Linked DNA regions of Homo sapiens: region 2 is linked to region 1. Evidence: chromatin contacts called from ENCODE Hi-C data. All regions are on one chromosome and are shown on one strand. The core of a region is the stretch at or near the end of the contact, and the rest is flanking DNA. Distances in the headings are between cores, read along the strand shown.

The links. A loop is a pair of places that touch in the nucleus more often than their neighbours do.
Region 2: a map of OCI-LY7 shows a loop between it and region 1 (2.6-fold over the local background). The contact joins the promoter of OR2A14 here to the promoter of OR2F2 in region 1. A Hi-C loop is called at or near these places in 1 of 168 maps with a recorded cell type or tissue (OCI-LY7) and 1 of 37 single-sample maps with no recorded cell type.

The regions. Positions count from the first base shown.
Region 1 is chr7:143,932,951-143,936,482 of GRCh38, reverse strand. It overlaps OR2F2 (olfactory receptor family 2 subfamily F member 2), which reads right to left and starts at 1,250. Exons shown (of 1, transcript NM_001004685.1): 1 at 297-1,250. The coding sequence starts at 1,250. The coding sequence ends at 297. RefSeq lists an enhancer at 402-901.
Region 2 is chr7:144,120,972-144,124,952 of GRCh38, reverse strand. It overlaps OR2A14 (olfactory receptor family 2 subfamily A member 14), which reads right to left and starts at 1,777. Exons shown (of 2, transcript NM_001001659.3): 1 at 1,689-1,777.

The DNA of each region.
Region 1 (3,532 bases), core at 1-2,500:
ACAGTAAGTAGTACTTTTTTTCAGTTTTTATCAGAACATAAGAGTGGAGATTGAGAAATTGTGGAAGGTTCTGTTACAGCAGTAGCTAACTCCACTAATCATACTGCTGGGATATAAAATTATCCCCACATCCCACACCCCATCCAACTCAACCACTCAGCCTCCTACATAACATCCCCAGTACATGTTACATCATCTCCTTCCCGGTTGCCAGAGCAACATAGTTTATCCCTGCCATATCTGAGCTGGGTGGAGAAAAATGAGGCAAAGCTTCTTCTTAAAGTAATGTTCATGAGTCAAGTTCCCAGCTTGGATGTTAACCCAGAGAATTTCTCTAATAGTTTATGCCAGGCCCCCTTCACCTCTTTATTCCTTAGACTATAAATCACAGGGTTCAGCAGAGGCATAACAATGGCATAGAAGACAGAGATCAGCTTCTCTTGAAGGACTGAGGGACCAGAGTGGGGCTGGATGTAAGTGAAAATCGTTGTGCCGTAGCACAGGGCAACCACCGTGAGGTGAGAGGCACACGTGTGGAAGGCTTTCTTTCTTCCTTCTCTGGACTGGATCTTTAGGATGGTGGAGATGATCCGGATGTAGGACAACAGAACCAGGCAGAAAGGTGTCATCAGAAGAACAATGCTAGACACCATGATGGCAGCCTCATTGGAGGAGGTGTCCACACAAGCCAGCCTGACCACAGCTAGGAGTTCACAGGATATGTGATCAATAAACTTGTTAGTGCACATGGGCAGCTGAAAGGTGATAGCAGTCTGCACAAGAGAGTTGATGGAGCCACTGACCCAGGATGTGATGGCCAACCTAGCACACAGCCCTCCATGCATGATGGCCGAGTATCGCAGGCGGTCAGACACAGCCACATGGCGGTCATAGGCCATCACTGCCAGGAGAACAAACTCAATCCCACCCAAGGCCAGGGAGAAAAATAACTGGGCTGCACAGCTCTGGAATGGGATGGCTTTATGTTCTGCAAGAAAATGTGCCAGCAGCTGGGGGACTACGCTTGTGGCATAGGAGACATCGACAAGGGAGAGGTTGGTGAGAAAGAAATACATGGGAGTGTGGAGTCGGCTGTCCAGTCTGATCAGAAGGACAATGAGACAGTTCCCCAGCACTGTCATGAGGTATGTGACCAAGAACAGGGAAAACAGGGATATCTGAGTGCACCAGTCACTGGATAAGCCAAGGAGAATAAATTCTCTCACCCACGTCTGGTTATCTATTTCCATTTAAAAATGTGAGGAATATTAATCTGTAGAAAGAGTCAGAAAAAAACAGAAGCTGTTGAATCAAAGAATCATAAGAATAACTTCTTAGGAATGCATACTGTATACGACATTCCAGCCTTGGCCAAATATTTTAGATAATTCACAAGGCCAAGATGACAGGCTTGTTTCCAACATACACTATATTTACTTTGCATTAGAGAGACAGTAGTGCTTTCATAAGGACATGATGTGGACTCAAATAAGCCAGTTAAAGCCTGTAGATAATGCAGTGCAATTTTTGGAAGCTTTACCTCTTTACTAGCTTACCTCAGTATCCAGGGCAGGGAGTTTGTTTTCTGATGATGTCAGCAAAAAGGAAGAATAGAAAGTCCCAGGCTCTACTCTTCTCCACAGAACATTCAACTAGCAACTATCCCCAGACCAGAATATCTCTTTTAAAACTCCACTACTTGGACACTAACATGAGACAACCACAAGGTACGTGGAATGAAAATTGAATTAGAAGGCTAAGAAGCATAGTTTCACTTCAACCCTGCCACCTTGCCTCCTGCCAAAGTCAACACAACACCAGACAAAGAGGGTTTTCCTGGGCCCATGGTTTTTACAGGAGGAAAGGAAAACTAGAGGCAGTCATTCAGCATCTCTAGTTTTCCAAGATGCTTCTCAGAAATCCCACTCTGGGCTTATCTCATGGAGAACACTGGGGGTAACAGCATAGCTAGACTACCTGGTGTCAAGTAAAAACAAAGAAAGGAGGCAGAGGTCTTAGTGACCAGCACACAGATCATGGCATTACCTCTGTGTTCTTGCTAGCTGTGGTGCCCAATCTGAGACACTAGTCAACTTCATAGTTCATTTACAAAGCTAAGCTGGTCATCTTCAGAAGCATGGTGGGAAGTACAACCTAGCTTGAGGCCTTAGATAGCTAGTCCCCATGTCCAGTCTCAGAGCCCACACCAGTGACCTCTGCCAAGACAAGGAGATACACACCTCCACCCATTTCAGAAACACACATGAGGTAGACCTGCTTAACCCAGGAAGTCAATCCATGGCTCTACTCAGCTAAAAGGCCCCATCAAGGACATCTACATGCCTTTCAGAGAAGCATGAGGGCTAGAACTGTTTGACCTGGGAAGTCAAACTCAATTCAGCCAAAAGCCCATCTTAAAGGGAAGAAACCCTACAAGGAAGCTCCACCTTAACAGGGAAGCAACCATCAATTGTGTTTTTCTGAGTGTAGCCTCTGGCCTCAATCATTCTAAGCAGCAACTTCTCCTAACTTTGGAGTTCAGCCTACAGCCCTGCCCAACTGCAAATCCCAGAAAGCATAATTTTCCAGCCAGGGAATAAATTCTGTGACTAGTCTGACCAGAAGCCATTGCAGTACGCAGTCAGTAGCTCTGTGTGATAACAGAGCTCAGCCAGTGGTCTTGCCAGACAGCAGGGCCCAGTCAATAGCCCCAGCCAATATCAGAGCAAAGACAGCATCCCAGGCAGGTAGAAAATCCACAGTTAGCTTTGCTTGCCCAGGGCCATTACCAGCTGGCCCTTGAAGAATTACAGGCTACACTAAATAGTATAGGTCTAGCCCTGCCAAAGAACACCTGTAAAGGCCAGAAGGAGGGGGTATCTCTTCAAATGAAAAGATAACAATGCAAAGACACAAGGATTACAAAGCACTGGGGAGTTATGACACCTCCAAAAGAAACTAATAAAGGGCTAATAATGGACCCTAAAGAAATGGAGATTTATGGGGTGACAAAAAATTCAGAATAATCCTCTTAAGTTAAAAAAAAGTACCAATAGAAATTTTAAAAAATTTGGAAAAAAATACACAAACAAGATGAGGAGTTTTACAAATAAATAGAAACAATAAAAAAGAACCAAATAGAAATCCTAGAGATGAAGAATAAAAAGACTGGATTGAAAAATTCAATTAAAAGTTTCAATGGCAGACTCAAGCAGAAGAAATATCAGTGAGCTGAAAGAACATTTGAAATTATCCAGTCAGAGGGGCAAACAGACAAAAGAATGAAAAAGAACGAAGAAAGCCTGTAGGAATTATGGGAGACCAATCCTTTATATAATAGGAGTTGCAGAAGGAGGAGAAGGAGAAAAAGGGGCAAAAACCATATTTAAAGAAATAATGGCTGAAAAATTCCCTAATCTGGAGACAGAAACCAACATCCAGGCACAAGAAGTTCAAAGATCTCCAATCAAATTCAACCCAAAAAGGAGTTCAGCAAAACACATAATAATCAAACTATTGAAACTCAAAGACA
Region 2 (3,981 bases), core at 528-3,027, 190 kb before region 1:
AAACACTTTCACGTTTATCTTGCTTTTCTTTTTGGCTGTTTTTGAGTTTAAATATAAGACACACATTTTGCTTTGATTTCCTAATATAAATGTTCCTATATTTTGATTTTTAAAATTAAAAAGCAATTTAAAGAAATGGAAGACTCCTTTGAAGTAACCACACTCCCTTACTGAAGAAAAAAAAATACAGGCTGTAATAGTAAGAGGTCAATCCCACCATGCTAAATATCCCAATGATAGAGAGAGGATTAATTTTTTGGAAAGAAAAGGGGGGCGTATTTAGGGTGTTTAGCACTGACACAAAAGAAAAGTTTCTATTGAAAATTGTCTTAGAATGGGAGCCCTGGGGCCTCCAGCAGTGGGGTTGTAAGGCAGCACTGATTTGTCAAATCTTTGCAATTACTCAGAAATAACTTGCCATCTCCAATAATATACTTTGACACTGAGCTTAGTCCTAGGGAGCAGCCTAGTTTTTTTTTTTTTTTTTTTTGAGACGGAGTTTCGCTCTTGTTGCCCAGGCTGGAGTGCAATGGTGAGATCTCGGCTCACCGCAACCTCCGCCTCCCAGGTTCAAGCAATTCTCCTGCCTCAGCTCCCCAAGTAGCTGGGATTACAGGCATGCACCACCATGCCTGGCTAATTTTGTATTTTTATTAGAGATGGGGTTTCTCCGTGTTGGTCAGGCTGGTTTCAAACTCCTGACCTCAGGTGATCTGCCTGCCTTGGCCTCCCAAAGTGTTGGGATTACAGGCGTGAGCCACTGCACCCGGCCGCAGCCTAGTGTTAAAAACAAATGAACAAGCATGGATTCCTGAGCCCTGCAGCCTGGGTTCAGATCCTGGCTTTGCTGCATACTAGCTTTATGACTTCTCTGTGCCTCTTCATGCCTCAGTTTCCCAATCTACAAAATGGGGTAATAAATTCTGTCTCATAACATAGTTGTGAGGATTAAATGCATTAACTCACATAAGAACTTAGGTTTTTTAGATATATAATTAGGGATATGAGAACCATCGTTAAGGAGAATGTCTGGATCCAGTCATCATAAGGAGACATGTTCTGTGCTCAATGGTTCCTCTGCTAAAATCAGAAAAAAAAAAGAGAACCTGTACCCTGACAGGCACTGGCTTTTCCCTGTGAGTGAATGGTGCCTGTATCCAGAACAACTGAGAAGGGGATCTTGTCTGGTGACACAACGCTTCTGAGAATGTGCAGGACTAGGCAGTTAGCAGAGGGGCAAGGAGGATACATCCCTGGGTAAGCAAACCACTTACAAACTCTACTTCAGTTTTTAAAATTAGCATTATTTGTAAAAAAGAGTCACCTGAGCCGCATAGCCCCTGACAATCATTGGAGCCCTTTAGCCAGATCATACCCTATAGGGATGGTTATCTGATCCTCTTCTATGGCACAGTGATGACAAAGCCAGGAGCTGCCACAGGGTAATGAGGGGATATGGATGGAGGGGCCGAGAAGGTCAGAGGTACATGGCCATATCCTGGGATAGACGGTGGCCCCTAGAGGTCCCCTCAGGACCCTAGCTATAAATACAGACTTAGAAGCAGAAGGAGACCACATAGCACGGGCATTTCATCGCTACTATCTGGAGCCAGTGATTTCATTCACTGCCCCTTTCCCATTTCCATCTGTAAACCCTTTCTCAAGGCAAATACACCACATTTACTTACAGTACAATAATCTGTGGTCTTTTCTTCTAACATACCCTTGGGCTTGCTAGGAACCTCAAAGACAGGAAAGGCAGAATGGATAGACTGGGATTGATTCTCCTCGCTAATGAGGCCTTCTTGGGAGGTGAAGCCCAGATACAAAGCTCTCCTGAACTTTATGATACAATTAGTTGTGTAAGCCAGGCTTTTTCTACCATCATTTGACTAGACACTCACTCCCTGCAGAGAAAAATAATAATTGAGAGAACAGAACCCAGTGGTAATACTTCTAATCATATCTCTCCAGAGACAATTAAAGATATTTGCTACTTTCCTATTAGCAGGCAAACCAGTGAAGGCATTGCCCATGTTTATTCATTTTGTTCTTTCAGCATTCCCATGGGATGTGTTATGTGTGTTTACTTGGGATTGGACAGGGACAGGATTTCTGTTAAAAGACAAGACTCTTGCACAGAAGATTTAAAAACCAAGATCATGTCTTAAATTAATTTCTTTCAATACTTATTCTATCAATCTTAAAATTGTTCCACTCTCTAATTCCTAGTTTCCCTAGAGGAGAGCCAATGATCTCTTGGTCTCTGCTGGTTAGAGGTCCCTGAATTCTGTTAAAGCATCACTTCAGAAAAATAGCTTTCTCTCAATGGAGAAAACGTCATTGTAAAATAACTACTGCAAATTTCTCACAAATATTATTGACTTGGTAGTTCAGGTATACTTCATCTTCTTCCTTGAATTTCTTCAGTGTGCCTTCCATCTCAAGCATTTCTTAGCCACATATTTATTTCCTTATTGTGGGTTAGTGCCTACAGATAAAATGGCCATACTCTTTCTTTCTCTATCCTTTTTTTTTTTGCACTAAGTGATAAAGTTTGACGATTGTAAAATCCTTCCAGTTCTTACCCTCTGAGTGTCTTTTCTTAACCTAGATCTCAATAGAGGTTTAATTCTTAAATTATGGTGGAGGGAGCACTTCAAAATAATAGTAATAGATTTAACCTATCATGGAGAACAGTAAAAGATATATCCAAGAGGAGTATAATTGGAGTTATTTTTCTTTTAACATAATCTGTGTGACCAATAGAGGCTTACTCTACTTACCTCATTATTCTTCAAAGCACACACTCTACTTCATTCAAGTACTACCCCTAGCAGCTCCCAGTCTTGAAATTCTTATTCCTTATTTCAAGACAATTTTAACTGTTCTACCCACTTGACTTCATACTTAATACTGATTCTGCAAAGCACTCTTGGAGCCCTCTTCACCAATCCAACCCAAACTGGTCTCCCTTGTGAAATAGAACATAACATTTACATTTAGCATGCTTTCAGGTTGTACATAAATAGCTTTTTACTCCCAGTATTTTTATCATTAACGTTTTCTAAAAAGTTACCACAGAAAATTAATTTGATCACCAACATTTGGTGGGCTCTTTTTTGGTTCCATATGAACTTTAAAGTAGTTTTTTTCCGATTCTGTGAAGAAAGTCATTGGTAGCTTGATGGGGATGGCATTGAATCTATAAATTACCTTGGGCAGTATGGCCATTTTCACGATATTGATTCTTCCTACCCATGAGCATGGAATGTTCTTCCATTTCTTTGTATCCTCTTTAATTTCATTGAGCAGTGGTTTGTAGTTCTCCTTGAAGAGGTCCTTCACATCCCTTGTAAGTTGGATTCCTAAGTATTTTATTCTCTTTGAAGCAATTGTGAATGGCTCTCATGATTTGGCTCTCTGTTTGTCTGTTATTGGTGTATAAGAAAGCTTGTGATTTTTGTACATTGATTTTGTATCCTGAGACTTTGCTGAAGTTGCTTATCAGCTTAAGGAGATTTGGGGCTGAGACAATGGGGTTTTCTAGATATACAATCATGTCGTCTGCAAACAGGGACAATTTGACTTCCTCTTTTCCTAATTGAATACCCTTTATTTCCTTCTCCTGCCTAATTGCCCTGGCCAGAACTTTGAACACTATGTTGAATAGGAGTGGTGAGAGAGGGCATCCCTGTCTTGTGCCCGTTTTCAAAGGGAATGCTTCCAGTTTTTGCCCATTCAGTATGATATTGGCTGTGGGTTTGTCATAGATAGCTCTTATTATTTTGAAATATGTCCCATCAATACCTAATTTATTGAGAGTTTTTAGCATGAAGAGTTGTTGAATTTTGTCAAAGGCCTTTTCTGCATCTATTGAGATAATCATGTGGTTTTTGTCTTTGGTTCTGTTTATATGCTGGATTACATTTATTGATTTGCATATATTGAACCAGCCTTGCATCCCAGGGATGAAGCCCA